Regions from separate parts of the Homo sapiens genome. Here region 2 is linked to region 1. The links are chromatin loops, found by intact Hi-C in ENCODE. Cell type or tissue: psoas muscle. All regions are shown on one strand. Links, peaks and the distances in the headings refer to the core of each region. The heading gives the core; the rest is flanking DNA.

Region 1 (4,000 bases), core at 1-4,000:
AATGGAATGAATTTGGCAATATACAATGAATTTGGCAATAACTGCACAATTCTGTGAATTGTACTAACTAAAAACCATTGAGTTTACGTTCAATCAGTGAACTGTAACACAATCTCCTGATTTAGCTGTCCATTTAAAAAAAGGTATGAAAAATTAAAACAGAGCATCCAGCCAGGTGGGTTGGCTCAGGTCTGTAATCCGAGCACTTTGGGAGGCAGGAGGATCGCATGTTAAGGAGGTGGACGCTACACAGTGAGCTTGCATCATGCTGTTGCACTCCAGCCTCAGTCACAGAGGGAGACTCTGTCTCAAACAAGAAAGGAACTTTTTTTTTTTTTGAGACGGAGTCTCGCTCTGTGGCGCAGGCTGGAGTGCAGTGGTGTGATCTTGGCTCACTGCGAGCTCTGCCTCCCGGGTTCACACCATTCTCCTGCCTCAGCCTCCCAAGTAGCTGGGACTACAGGCACCCACCACCACGCCCAGCTAAATTTTTTGTATTTTTAGTATAGACGGGGTTTCACCGAGTTTGCCAGGATGGTCTTGATCTCCTGACCTCGTGATCCACCCGCCTCGGCCTCCCAAAGTGCTGGGATTACAGGCATGAGCCACTGCGCCCAGCCCAAGGAACGAACTTTTAATGTTAAGTATATTTTACCAAAATTTTAAAAAAGAAACAAAGTTTATTTGCTAGTATTTGCTAAGCCACAGAAAGTCTATGGAAGGATATAAAAAACAAAACAAAACAAAAAAAAAACGGGTAAGGGCTGCCTCTAGAAAAGGAGTAGTCGTGGATGAAGTGGGACTATGATAGGGATAAGATATTCTAGGAGCATTAGCTAGCAAAAAGTAAACAATATAAACATTTAGGCTGGGCTCGGTGGCTCCCACCTGTAGGTGTGAGCTGACATGGGCAGACTATCTGAGCTCAGGAGTTCGAGACCAGCCTGGGCACCACGGTGAAACCCTGTCTCTACTAAAACACAAAAAAGTAGGTTGGGCTCCGTGACTCATGCCTGTAATCCCACCACTTTGGGAGGCCGAGGAGGGCGAATCACCAGAGGTCAGGAGTTTGAGACCAGCCTGACCAACATGGAGAAAAACCCTGTCTCTACTAAAAATACAAAATTAGCAGGGTGTGGTGCCGCATGCCTGTAATCCCAGCTACTTGGGAGGCTGAGGCAGGAGAATCGCTTGAACCTGGGAGATGGGGGTTATGGTGAGCTGAGATCATGCCATTGCACTCCAGCCTGGGCAACAAGAGCAATACTCCATCTCAAAAAAAAAAAAAAAAAAAAAAAGCCAGGCATGGCGGCATGCACCTATAATCCCAGCTGCTAGGGAAGCTGTAGAAGAATTGCTTGAACCTGGGAGGCAGAGGTTGCAGTGAGCTATCGCACTCCAGCCTGGGTGACAGCGCAGGACTCAGACTCCAAAAAAAATAATAAAATAAACCTTTAAAAAGGGCTTCTTATTAAAGCTGCTACATTATGTTTACTGGAGTTGGGCACTTAATGCATACTAATTGTTCTGGGGCAAAGGTAAGCAAACTACATATACCCCATGAACCAACTCCAGCTTGACTTGTTTTATAAATCTTTCTCCTGTCTGAGCCTCCAGAGTAAGCTGGAACTACAGGCATATGCCACCCAAGACCGGCTAATTTTTATATTTTTAGTAGAGAAGAGGTTTCACCATGCTGGCCAGACTGGTCTCGAACTCCTCACCTCAAGTGATCCACCCGACTCGGCCCCCAAAAGTGCAGGGATCACAGGCATGAGCCACTGTGCCTGGCCCATACTCAATTTCTTAATAGCTTACAGCTGTTTGGAAGAGAGTTGAGTACTTGCAACAAGACCATATGGCACTGAAAACCTAAAATGGGTCTGGGCGCAGTGGCTCACGCCTGTAATGACAACACTTTGGGACACCGAGGCGGGTAGATCACCTGAGGTCAAGAGTTCGAGACCAACCTGACCAACACACCAAAAATTAGCTGGGCGTTGTGGTCAGAGCCTGTAATCCCAGCTACTCAGGAGGCTGAGGCAGGAGAATCAATTGAACCTGGGAGGCGGAGGTTGCAGTGAGCCGAGACTGCACCACTGCACTCCAGCCTAGGCGCAAGGAGTGAAACTCCCATCTCAAAATTTAAGAAATAGTTTGACAAATCAGACTCTAGAGTAATAAAAATAATTTAAATATCAACTGTTTCCTGATGTTAATTTTTATATGGTACACAGATTTCTCAAATATCCATGATTATTCTTTTTCTTTTCTTTCGGAGACACTCTGGCTCTGTTATCCAGGCGTGATCTCGGCTCACTGCAATCTCTGCCACCCGGGTTCAAGTGACTCTCCTGCCTCAGCCTCTTAAGTAGCTGGGATTAGAGGGATGCGCCACCACACCCACCTAATTTTTCTATTTTTAGTAGAGACAAGGTTTTACCACGTTGGCCAAGCTGGTCTCAAACTCCTGACCTCAAGCGATCCACTTGCCTCGGCCTCCCAAACAAAGAGATGGGATTACAGGTGTGAGCCACTGCACCTGGCCAGTGAATATATTTTTAAAAGTTAAATTTTATTTGTTCTATCTAGCTCCTTTTAAATTTATGCCTTTTGCTAAAATTATTGAGTGGAAAAGGTTCATTCCTCACAGTGACAGGACAGTCTTGGCAACTTTCTCTCCTCAACACAGAACTAGTTGGACACTCTTGGTTTAGGTAGATAGCACAAAGTCCTCTAGAACAAAAGCCAAGCTGCTCTGAATTGAGCTCAAGACCACAATGCCAGACACAAGGCCTCGTGGCGCCTGTGAAGCAGATCAAGTTGGTTCCTCACTTTGCCATGTAACAGCTCATGTGGCCCCAACTGCTCTGAACTTCATTTCTCCATATAGCACATAATGGCATGTCAACCTCCACCTAAGATCCATGTTACTGATAGAAAAGTCAATGGAGGCCAGGTCCAGTGGCTCACACCTGTAATCCCAGCACTTTAGGAGGCCGAAGCAGATCACCTGAGGTCAGGAGTATGAGACCAACTTGGCCAACATGGTAAAGCCCTGTCTCTAAAAAAAAAAAAAAAAATTAGTCGAGCATGATGGCAGGCACCTGTAAACCCAACTACTCGGAAGGCTAAAGCAAGAGAATCGCTTGAACACAGAGAGGAGGAGTTTGCAGCGAGGCGAGATTGTGCCACTGCACTCCAGCCTGGGCAGCAGAATAAGACTCTGTCTCAAAAAGTCAATGGAGAAAGTACCAGAGTGGATCAGAAGTGGGTCACATACTGTTAGGCAGAACAGCCTTGCCAGAGGGGCATTCACCCACTGAAGATTTCAACAGACAGAAAAAGGGCAAATCTAATCAGGCTACCAAGGCCTGGAACTGAGCACATAACCAGGGAGACAGAGTAATGTCTTTTTAAAGGTAAGGGTCTCGCCAGGCCAGGCTGGAGTGCAGTGGTGCCATCCCAGCTCACTGCAACCTCTGCCTCCTATATTCAAGGGAGAAATTCTGCTGCCTCGGCCTCCCGAGTAGCTGGGAACACAGAGACGCACCAACACGCCCAGCTAATTTTTGTATTTTTAACAGAGACGTGGTTTTACCATGTTGGCCAGGATGGTCTTGATCTCATAATCTGCCCACCTCGGCCTCCCTCCCAAAATGCTGGGGTTACAGGTGTGAGCCACCGCACCCGGCCAACAGAAAAGAATCTTAAGATATTCAACTTTCTTTTAAAAACAATCTTTTAAAAAAAATCCTACTAAAAAATAATAGTCTTCGTATGATTTAACAATTTTCCTTCTTTTGACACAGGATCACACTGTTACCCAAGGTGGAGTGAAGTGGCATAATCATGGCTCACTGCAACCTTGAAATCCTGGGCTAATGTCATCCTCCTGCCTCAGCACCCCAAGTAGCTGGGATTACAGGCATGAGCCACCATGCCCAGCCAATGTGGACTTTTTATTAACTCTAATACCCATTATGCATTTCACATGGCA
Region 2 (9,535 bases), core at 1-4,000, 64 kb before region 1:
TTCCTGCACTGGGCATTCCCGCACCAGGCAGTCCTGCACTGGTTATTGCTGAACCAGGCAGTCCTGTGCTGGGCAGGCCTGCACCGGGAAGTCCTGCACTGGGCAGTCCCACACCGGGCAGTCCCGCATTGGGCATTCCTGGAACTGCAGGATTACCTGGCACAGGCATCTTTAATCCCTTTTTTCCTTGGGCAGGGGGATTTTTCTCAATCTCTCTCATATCTTCTAGGGTAACTACATGAACAAAAGCTTCTCTCCCATTAAGTTTTTTACGGTGTAAGCGTTCAGACTTACGTGCATCATCTTCATTTTTAAACTGAACCAATGCCTGTCCTAGACCTTGCCCATTGTTATCAACAAGAACATGTACAGCATTTTCATCCACTGGGATTCCTTCTAGGAACTGAAGAACATCCATCTTTGTAATGCTGAATGGAATATTTGTTATGTGGGCACAGACTTTGGCAGAGTTGACATCCCCCTCTGGATTTAGTATCATTTCCCTCTGGTCATAGCTGAAGTTCTGCAGTCTTTTTCGAATCATATCTATCTTTTCTAGCATACCTTTCTTAGTAATTGGATGAACTTGAATAAAGCGATTGCCCATGTACTGTTTATGACGACACAGAGCAGCCTTATAGTCAGCCTCATTTCTGAACTCTACAAAGCCTTCGCCAGTTGCTTTCCCATTGGGTCCATAAGCTATATAAATACTATCTTCCACAATATCCAGCTTTTTAAAAAAATCAATGACATGTTTGTTTTCTGCTTCAAATGGTAGCCCTTTCAAGTAAACACAAAAACCAGCCTCATGTGGTGATCTTGACCTTGATCTTTTCTGCCCACTGGGCGATTTTGACCTGGGAAGTGTCTGAGGAGGGGGATGAGTTTGTCCAGAAGGTCCCATATTTTGCTTAAAAGTGATATGGCCTCCAGCAGCTACCCACTGTCTTTCTGTGGCAGGGCTAACTTCCACATAGCGTTGAATCATCAGCATTCTGTTTCGTTTCAAAGCTTCAAATGTATCTTGAGGGGAGAGAAACTTAACCAATCCATTCCCATTATTTCGACCTACATGATCTTTCAACAAATGCACTGCATCAACACGGAGCCCATGAAAAAAATCTCTGACATCATTTTCCATTGCAGAAAAGGGCATTCCATGCACACTGACATACAGATCATCAGGGTTGATGGGGAGTGGCTTCACACTGCTCTGAGAGTTCATCTGGATAGGGTTAACAGGATTCAACGGACCAAGAAACATAGGATTCAGATTATTGTTCAAATTCATAGGTGCTCCAGAGCCATTCATTCCAGCAGGTAGAGGTGCCACAGGTGGCGGATTCAAGGGCGGCATGCCCGACATGGGTGGCAGTGGGGTCATGGGTGGCACAGAAGGAACTGGGGGAATCGGGGGCACAGGAGGCACAGGAGGCAATGTAGGTACTGGAGGAGGAACTGGAATTGGGGGAATGGATGGCATTGGTGGCAGAGATGGCATCGCTGGAATTGGAGGAATTGGTGGCGGCGGGACTGTGTTCATTGGAGAGGCTGTGCTTGGAACAGTTGAGCTAAACGTTGGGCTCCCAAAGGAAGCCCCCATATTTGGAGGAGCTGTTCCTACGCTGGCTGTGGAAAATGTCTGTATGTTTTTGTTGCTTTCATGAACAGAAGTGGTGGCAGTAACTACACTGGGTGATGGATTATTAAAGTTGGATACTGTTGTGGGCAAGTTTACCCTGCTACTCATTCCTGAGCTAGGTGGTGGTCCTGATCTACTGGCATTTGCTGGTGGTATATCTAAGTTGGCAGTTTCAAAACGCCTACGACTCAGTTCAATCATATTCTGCATTTCCGTCTTACTACTCAACAATAGTGTTACTTTTGACCCTTTAATTGTACCACCTGTGCGCATCATACCAAGCCTTGCATCTTCATCAGTGGCAAAAACGATGAAAGCCTCACCCAGTTCACCCCCTACAATATGCACGCCCCCATCAGGAATGGTCAATCCAGAGAAGAAGTGGCGAATGTCCATGGTCCCCGCCACAATTGGGAGACCTTGCAAACGGATGACCACAGCCATGCTGCGCTGAAACCACACACACCTGCAGATGAGAAAAGGCAACGGCCAGGTCAGACTCCTGTTTATCACACCAAGTTTTTAGCTACAAGAATGACCAGCTACCATATTAGGCCCTCAAATATTCCCTCAAGCTATCACAGGCAATGTCTTTAATTTAGATATTCTAAAAACTGAACATTACGTGCCATTTACAATGTAAAACGTAGACAATTTCAACTTCCAGAAGGCATTAATTTTGGAAACAGTTCAGTCCCAAGACTCAAAAAGTTCAAGAAAAAACAACTGTAGGACAGTAAAATACATATACATCATTCAGACCACTAATCATTCAGTAAGATTTAAAAGAAATGTCTAAGTCAAATCAGGAAACAAAGTTTAACAATCTATAGGGAAAAAACATGCAAAGAATATATAGAAGTTAGTATTTAAAACTGGCTTAGCATCTTCCCTATATACTTGATAATTTCATAGAATTATCAAGAGTGTGATTTTATAGAGCTCAGTCTCAAAATCCATCCAACAGAAGCAAAAAACTAGAATACTAATGAATTGTAAATAATACTTAAGACTAAAAGTAGATTCAAGTCTTAAATGAGAACTGGTTCCATTATTTTATTCATCCTAAAACTTTTCAATCTGCCTTGTACATTACAAAAAACTACATATGGAATTATTTATTATAAACAAGGTTAAGACATACTAAGAAGCCAAAAGAACTACTGAATAGGACAGCTAAAATCTGAGTTACCTTGATTCATTACCCCCAAAAGTAGAACCTGGTTATAGTCCCATTCACTGTGACTATTTTAATTAAAACTCAGGTCCAATGACTCATAACCAAATCCTCTATTTAATAAAATTTTTTAAAGTATTATTTTCCCCTAGGAGAGGGCTGACAATAAAAATATTTTTTGTTTTTGTTTTAGAACCAGAGTGTGAATTACTCAGTGGTTGTTACAGTCTTGGACCTACACAACTCCTACAGGATCTCTGTGATCTCCTTAGATCATGCCTGTTTTGACATAATCAAAAAAGAAATGTTCCCCTCAAATTTCAGTATTTCAGTTCCAAAGGCTTCTAAGAGCAAATTCAAGGGCAGCCCTTTGGAAAGTGACACAAACCGAATTATTGGGCCTGGGAAACATACTACTTTGAAATTAAGGTGGTCAATAACATAGGGTGTTTTCCAACCCATCTGAAAAGTCAACTTTTATTTATTTATTTATTTTGAGACAGAGTTTCACTCTTGTAGCCCAGGCTGCAGTGCAACGGCACGATCTCGGTTCACGGCAACCTCCACCTCCCAGGTTCAAGTAATTCTCCTGCCTCAGCCTCCCAAGTAGCTGGGATTACAGGCATGCGCCACCATGCCTGGCTAAGTGTTTGTATTTAGGAGAGATGGGATTTCACCTGACCTCAGGTGATCCACCCTCCTCAGTCTTCCAAAGTGCTGGGATTACAGGCGTGAGCCACTGCGCCCCACCTGAAAAGTCAACTTTTAAATATAAGCCCATAAAATCAGCTCATGACCCTCAGAAAGGTTATAAATTAATGAAGAGATTTGGTTTTATCACTTCTCAAGAATATTAGAAGGGGCAAGATTTTCTACTATAAGCTCTAAGAATTCTGTAACTTCATTGTCAAATATTATATAAATACTAATGCAACAAAATCTGTAATTATATCTCAATATTACAACTGCCGTATACAAACAAGAAACAAACTGCTTGGCTTTGACAGTTTTCTCACAGACACATACACAAAAATAAAAAGCCACCTTCAAATTTAATCCAGAAAAATGGACTAGCAAACAGAAAATGCTTTTTGTGAGGCCATTATAAAGCACTAGAAATTTGGGAAGTGTGGGGAAGCTTTTCATTTACAAACTTCAAGAGTCAACAAGAAAAATTAACGCTAAAAAACATCACACCAACAGTCTCTTTTCTCATTTACTATTTAGCAGCCTATAAGGAGGTTCATCAAGCAGTTTCCAAGTCATTAAATCAAATTCACATTCCTTGCTCAATCTAGAATATGTGGCTGTATGCAAAATGTGATAGCATTTCCTGTTCAACTTCAAAAAACGGTTAATCACTTTGTATAGGGGAAACATCATGGGCAATCCAGGTACTCAAAACAACTTGAGAGAGAGAGAGAGACTAGTTTGCACTGGGACAATCAAACAGAAACTTGATATAGTCCCAAGAACACAAAAATTAAACACAGGGCTAAAGTGACATACACAGTTAAGTCTTCAAGCCATTTTCTGTTAAGAGCAGGGATTTACTGAAAGTTTGTACAAGGTACACATGAGAATATGCTATTGAAAATCTGCCTCAGATTACCAGCTGGAAAGGGCTGAATATTAAACCAAAGTGGAATACAAGATTTATTCATAAAGCCATCTGATGAGAAAAATTGTTTCTAGCTTCCAAAAAATATGAAATAATATCCGCAGCCAGGTGCGGTGGCTCACACCTGTAACCCCAGCACTTTGGGAGGATGAGGTGGGTGGATCACCCGAGGTCAGGAGTTCAAGACCAGCCTGGCCAACAAGGTGAAACCCCGTCTCTACTAAAAACACAAAAAATTAGCTGGGCATGGTGGCAGGTGCCTGTAATCCCAGCTACTAGGGAGGCTGAGGCAGAAGAATCACTTGAACCCGGGAGGCAGAGATCACGCCACTGCACTCCAGCCTGGGCAACAAGAGCGAAACTCTGTCTCAAAAAGAAATAAATAAATAAAACAAATAAAAATTTAAAAAAAAATTTAAAAAAGTATCTGCTTTTCTGTTACTAAGTAACTGTTTGACAGCTAAGTCATTTCAACCTAACTTGGGCCTATCTTAGTTACTTAAACAAGAGGGTTAGATTCCACTTGCTAAGGTTCCATTTAAAGTCTAAAATTTGTACTCTAAAACATGTGACCCATTATCTATACTTAAACTCTTAGGAAATATAAATAAACATATCAATAACAAGCATCTGTATTTGTAATTAGTCTAAAATGCTACTAAGGAATAAAACTTACTGCCTATCAGGAAAATCACAAGATAAATAGATCCATATAAATGAAATTGACCCCCAAAGGAACAACTGTTCAAAGCACCCATCTACCCCACCCCTATCCCTCAGATAAACTTGTAAAAAACCACACCGGCCTGGGTGGCGGCTCATGCCTGTAATCCCAGCACTTTGGGAGGCTAAGGCAGGTGGATCACAAGGTCAGGAGTTCAAGACCAGCCTGGCCAAGAGGATAAAACCCCATCTCTACTAAAAATACAAAAAAATTAGCCGGGTATGGTGGCAGGCGCCTGTAATCCCAGCTATTCGGGAGGCTGAGGCAGAGAAGTGCTTGAACCCGGGAGGCGGAGGTTGCAGTGAGCCGAGATGGCACCACTGCACTCCAGCCTGGGCAACAGAGTCTAGCCTGGGCAACTGAGCAAGACTCCGTCTCAAAACAAAAAACAAGCAAACAAAAACACACACACACACACACACACACACACACACACACAATATAGTTGCTACATATATTTTCATATTTCTTAATAAGCTATCTCATTTTATTTTGTATAAAAACGAACTCTCTATTCAAAATCTCTTACCTGATAAAACAAGAGATGAATTTCCTTAACAAGAAGTAGAGGCCAAGTCAATCCTGTGGGCAACCAATTAAAACCAACTTTTAGACTGCAATAGAGAATAAACGGAGGCAAAAATCAATGCAGGAAACACAAAACAACACGCACAGGCCACACTGTACATTACGAAGGCGAGTCTGAAACCACCAGAGTACTTCATTAGAATGCATATCAAAAAAAAAAAAAAAAAGAAAGACACCGTAACAAAATCCCACACATGCTTTTTAGTTGGTATTGCTTTCAAATTTGAGTATCTCAAAATAATTATATATTTACAAGAGTGTCATTAACTTAGCCCAATAACGAATCCACTGAAAATTAAAACAGTCATAAAGCTCAGCTTCACAGCTAATTGCTTTGATCACTTTATAATTAAACCAGTCCAGAAAACTCCGTAACACAAGTCTATTTCCCCAGGTTCTCACCAAATTTGTGATGAAAAGGCACAAGTTCGCACAATAACAATTCTTGGACAACTTAAGATAGCAATTCAAGGGTACTCATGGAAATTACTGCAATTATTCTTTCAATATATTTTATTTTGCACAAAATAGCATCCAACATCACAAAACAAATGAAGTATGAGTTCTTGCTATAAGGACTAATTCCACTGGAGCTCAAAATATTAACAAAATATTAAGGGAAAGTGTTTTTTCCTCTGACATCACAACAGTTCTCAAAAACTTGTAAAATTTAAATAAATAAAATAAAATAAAATTTAAAAACACCCTAAAAATGCCTGACATATTAAGAGTATATCCCAAAATAAAAACAGGTCACTCATCTTTCACTGTCATTTCTTCCAAACTGGTGAGGTTATTAACAAGTCACAAGCATATATGACCAAATGTCTAGACAACTATATTCAAAGGTCATTTTTTGCTTTTTATTTTTTTTCAAAGGTCATGTTTTAATTCGGAGAGAGAAGAAATTTGCCACTGTTCAGTATTAAGATTACCTACGACTACTTTTCCAAATGATGCTCATCTTAAATTAGTATCTTCCAAGACCAAAATACAACTAATGACCTTAATATTCATCGCCAAAAAGTAAAACATATTTCAAAAATCTGTGTGATTTTCTAAAGGACAAACTATTCATCGTCTAGTCAACTACTCAAGTTGCTAAAGAATAGTGAGATGGTTTTACCACAAAAAGCTATGCAAATATGTAATCAACACAATCAAAAGTCTAGAGCATTGTATTAATCTTTTACATGTTGTAGAAATCTAGCCTCTTTTTTTTTTCTTTTTTTGAGACAGGGTATCGCTCTGTCGCCCAGGCTAGAGTGCAGTGGCGCGATCTAGGCTCATTAGGCTCATTGCAACCTCCGCCTCCCTGGGTTCAAGCTATTCTCATGCCTCAGCCTCTGGAGTAGCTGGGACTGACTACAGGCTTGCGCCACCACCCGCAGCTTATTTTTGTATTTTTAGTAGAGACAGGGGTTTCATTATGTTACCCAGGCTGGTCTCTTAACTCCTCACCTCAAGTGATCCACCCGCCTCAGCCTCCCAAAGTGCTGAGATTACAGGTGTGAGCCACCACGCCTGGCCTAGCCTAACTAAGTCTAAGGAGTTTAAAAATTCTTCATTTGAAAGCCATATCTAGTAGTTTAACAGGTCACAAAGGAAAATGTGAAACAGAAAAAAACCTGCTTCAAGTAAAGCAATGAGCAAGAGCATGAAGTACTGTAATATTTATGTACAGGTTTGACTCCAGCAGCCACATAACAGGGTAACTTTCTAGTTTCTAGAACTTGTAATAAACATCTGATCCCTACTGGAGATTCCAATTCAAAAGGTCAGGTATGGGGCCAGGGCATATGCCTGAATATAAGGTAAGAAGGTTCCTCTCAGCCTCTTCCCTTGCAAACTCAAAAGATACCGTATGTCTATCTTGAGAAGGACATATCTGGGGTCAGCCAGTTAAGCTCAAAGGGAACTCACCAGGTCTACTCTCAAAAATTTCTAAAAGGTTACCAGAAATTACCTTTAAAAGGAAGATATTTCTCATTCCACAAGGCAAGGCTGAAAGGCCCAGCTGAATTTGACAAATGCCTAGTTCAAGTTTTATGTGTACAACTTAAAGCACAAAATCAATCCAGATAGAAATTTATGATTCTCTTCTATTTCAGCAAAGAGGAATACCCACCCCACCCCATACCAAGGAAAACCATGCAGAAAGTTGATGCTACAAGTCAGAACTTCACAACCCTTGGTATTATACCTCTTCAAAAGGGAAAGGTAAATGGAAATAGAACTGAAATACTTCTGTGTTGACACCTCACTTTGTAAAAACCACAAGAATTTAACATAAGTGTCACTGTTTTCCAGGAAACTACTATTCCTGTATTCTAAATGTCAGCTAGCGACTGAATGCAGGATTTCAAAAATCCACGCCATTTACCTAAAGCTTTGCTGAACTTTAGAAGGATAAGACTAAAATAATAACTAAACAATAAAACATCTAAAATACATATTCTATCTATACATACAGCATAATGATAGGAAAGGAGAAAATGGGCCTGATTTGTCATTAAAGCCACTGATATACTTCAGAAGATCTAAAACAAGAAGCTGGCTTTAGTATGTTTTCCATTCATATTATCAGGAATTAGTCCTAACATAAAGGCTTGCTTCAACTTGACAAAATACCGGATGCATGCACAAATCACAAGTATCTGCTACAAAAATTTAACATATTATGGCAAGACAGACTTTCGTATTTACTAGCCATTCTAATCACTTGGAATTTCAGAAAAAAATGTCTGACAACAAATCTCTTCATCAAGAAGTCAAGGCACAAACTAAAACGACTATTTTCACTCTTCATCTGGTAGTAAACATCCAAAAGTGAACTTTAACTTTGTTCAGTTATCACTCTTTAATCAACAAGAACCAGGGTACAGCAGAGCTAGGTTCTTCAGATCCAAAAGAAACAAACTCTCAAATGTTCACCTCAGAGATTAGCAACAGAGAACCAATCACAACGGGCACAATGCTAAAAACAGTATAATCACATTATAATAAACATTATGAAACAACCACAGTTTCAGCCACTTGATTTTGTTCCCCATTCCCAAATGGACCATATATCAAAGTCTGGGATCACTCTTAATGAAAAAATTATTCTGACACTGATGGAGATGTGTACTTTTTATAACGCATTACTCAATTTTTCCATTAACCTCCATTCCGTACTCAAAGGCAGCAAATCAGAAGACATTTCTAAATAAGATATTCCTCCTGTCAAAAATATTAAGTTATGTTTCAATCCCCCCAAATGCCAACAAAAATGTTGCTACCTTCATTTTCACTTCAGAGCAAAATTATACTTCTAACCTAAACAACCACATTCACTCTGTTTTTGAGTCTTAAAAGCTGGCTTTAAACTTAATTAAATTTTGTGCAAACCAAAAGGTATATGGGTGTGGTAGTAAAATCTGATAAAACTGTAGTTTAGATAAAATTATCTTTTCTGTTTAGTTGAAAACATTTAACAATATTCCTTTACTCCATGAACATTTACTATTAAGCACTTGTGGGCCAGACAAAAGATATAAAAGTGGACATCATCAGTCTCTGCATTTTAGGGAGGGACATCTAAAAGCATCTTTTGTGCAACCAACTACTGACACTTGGTTCTTCCTACAACATCTACAGAAGAAAACATACATTCATACAATGACAGAATGGCTCTCTGCAAAATGGAGTAAAAACTATCAACACTGTCACTGGATTCCAGCACCTGGAACACACTGGCCCACAACATCAAGTTTCACACCTAAAGACTGTACTAACAAC

Evidence for each region. Peaks named below come from ENCODE experiments on the same cell type or tissue, not always from the same donor. Only the 100,000 strongest peaks of a DNase experiment are listed, where the experiment ranks them.
Region 2: a loop joins it to region 1, with 2.9 times the contacts of the local background. A loop is called at or near these places in 1 of 110 quality-filtered maps.

Annotation. Positions count from the first base shown.
Region 1 is chr20:35,717,539-35,721,538 of GRCh38, forward strand. All of the region lies in intron 9 of RBM39 (RNA binding motif protein 39), which reads right to left. Among named protein-coding and RNA genes, the nearest start is that of ROMO1, 20 kb to the left of the region's middle. In psoas muscle, for the core only: no CTCF peak of the experiment used is centred there; a DNase peak (open chromatin) is centred at 1,893; H3K27ac peaks cover 3,123 bases.
Region 2 is chr20:35,653,234-35,662,768 of GRCh38, forward strand. The region is part of intron 1 of CPNE1 (copine 1); the gene reads right to left. It overlaps RBM12 (RNA binding motif protein 12), which reads right to left. Exons shown (of 3, transcript NM_006047.6): 2 at 5,697-5,781; 3 at 1-2,111. The coding sequence starts at 2,089. Among named protein-coding and RNA genes, the nearest start is that of CPNE1, 6.9 kb to the right of the region's middle. In psoas muscle, for the core only: no CTCF peak of the experiment used is centred there; no DNase peak of the experiment used is centred there.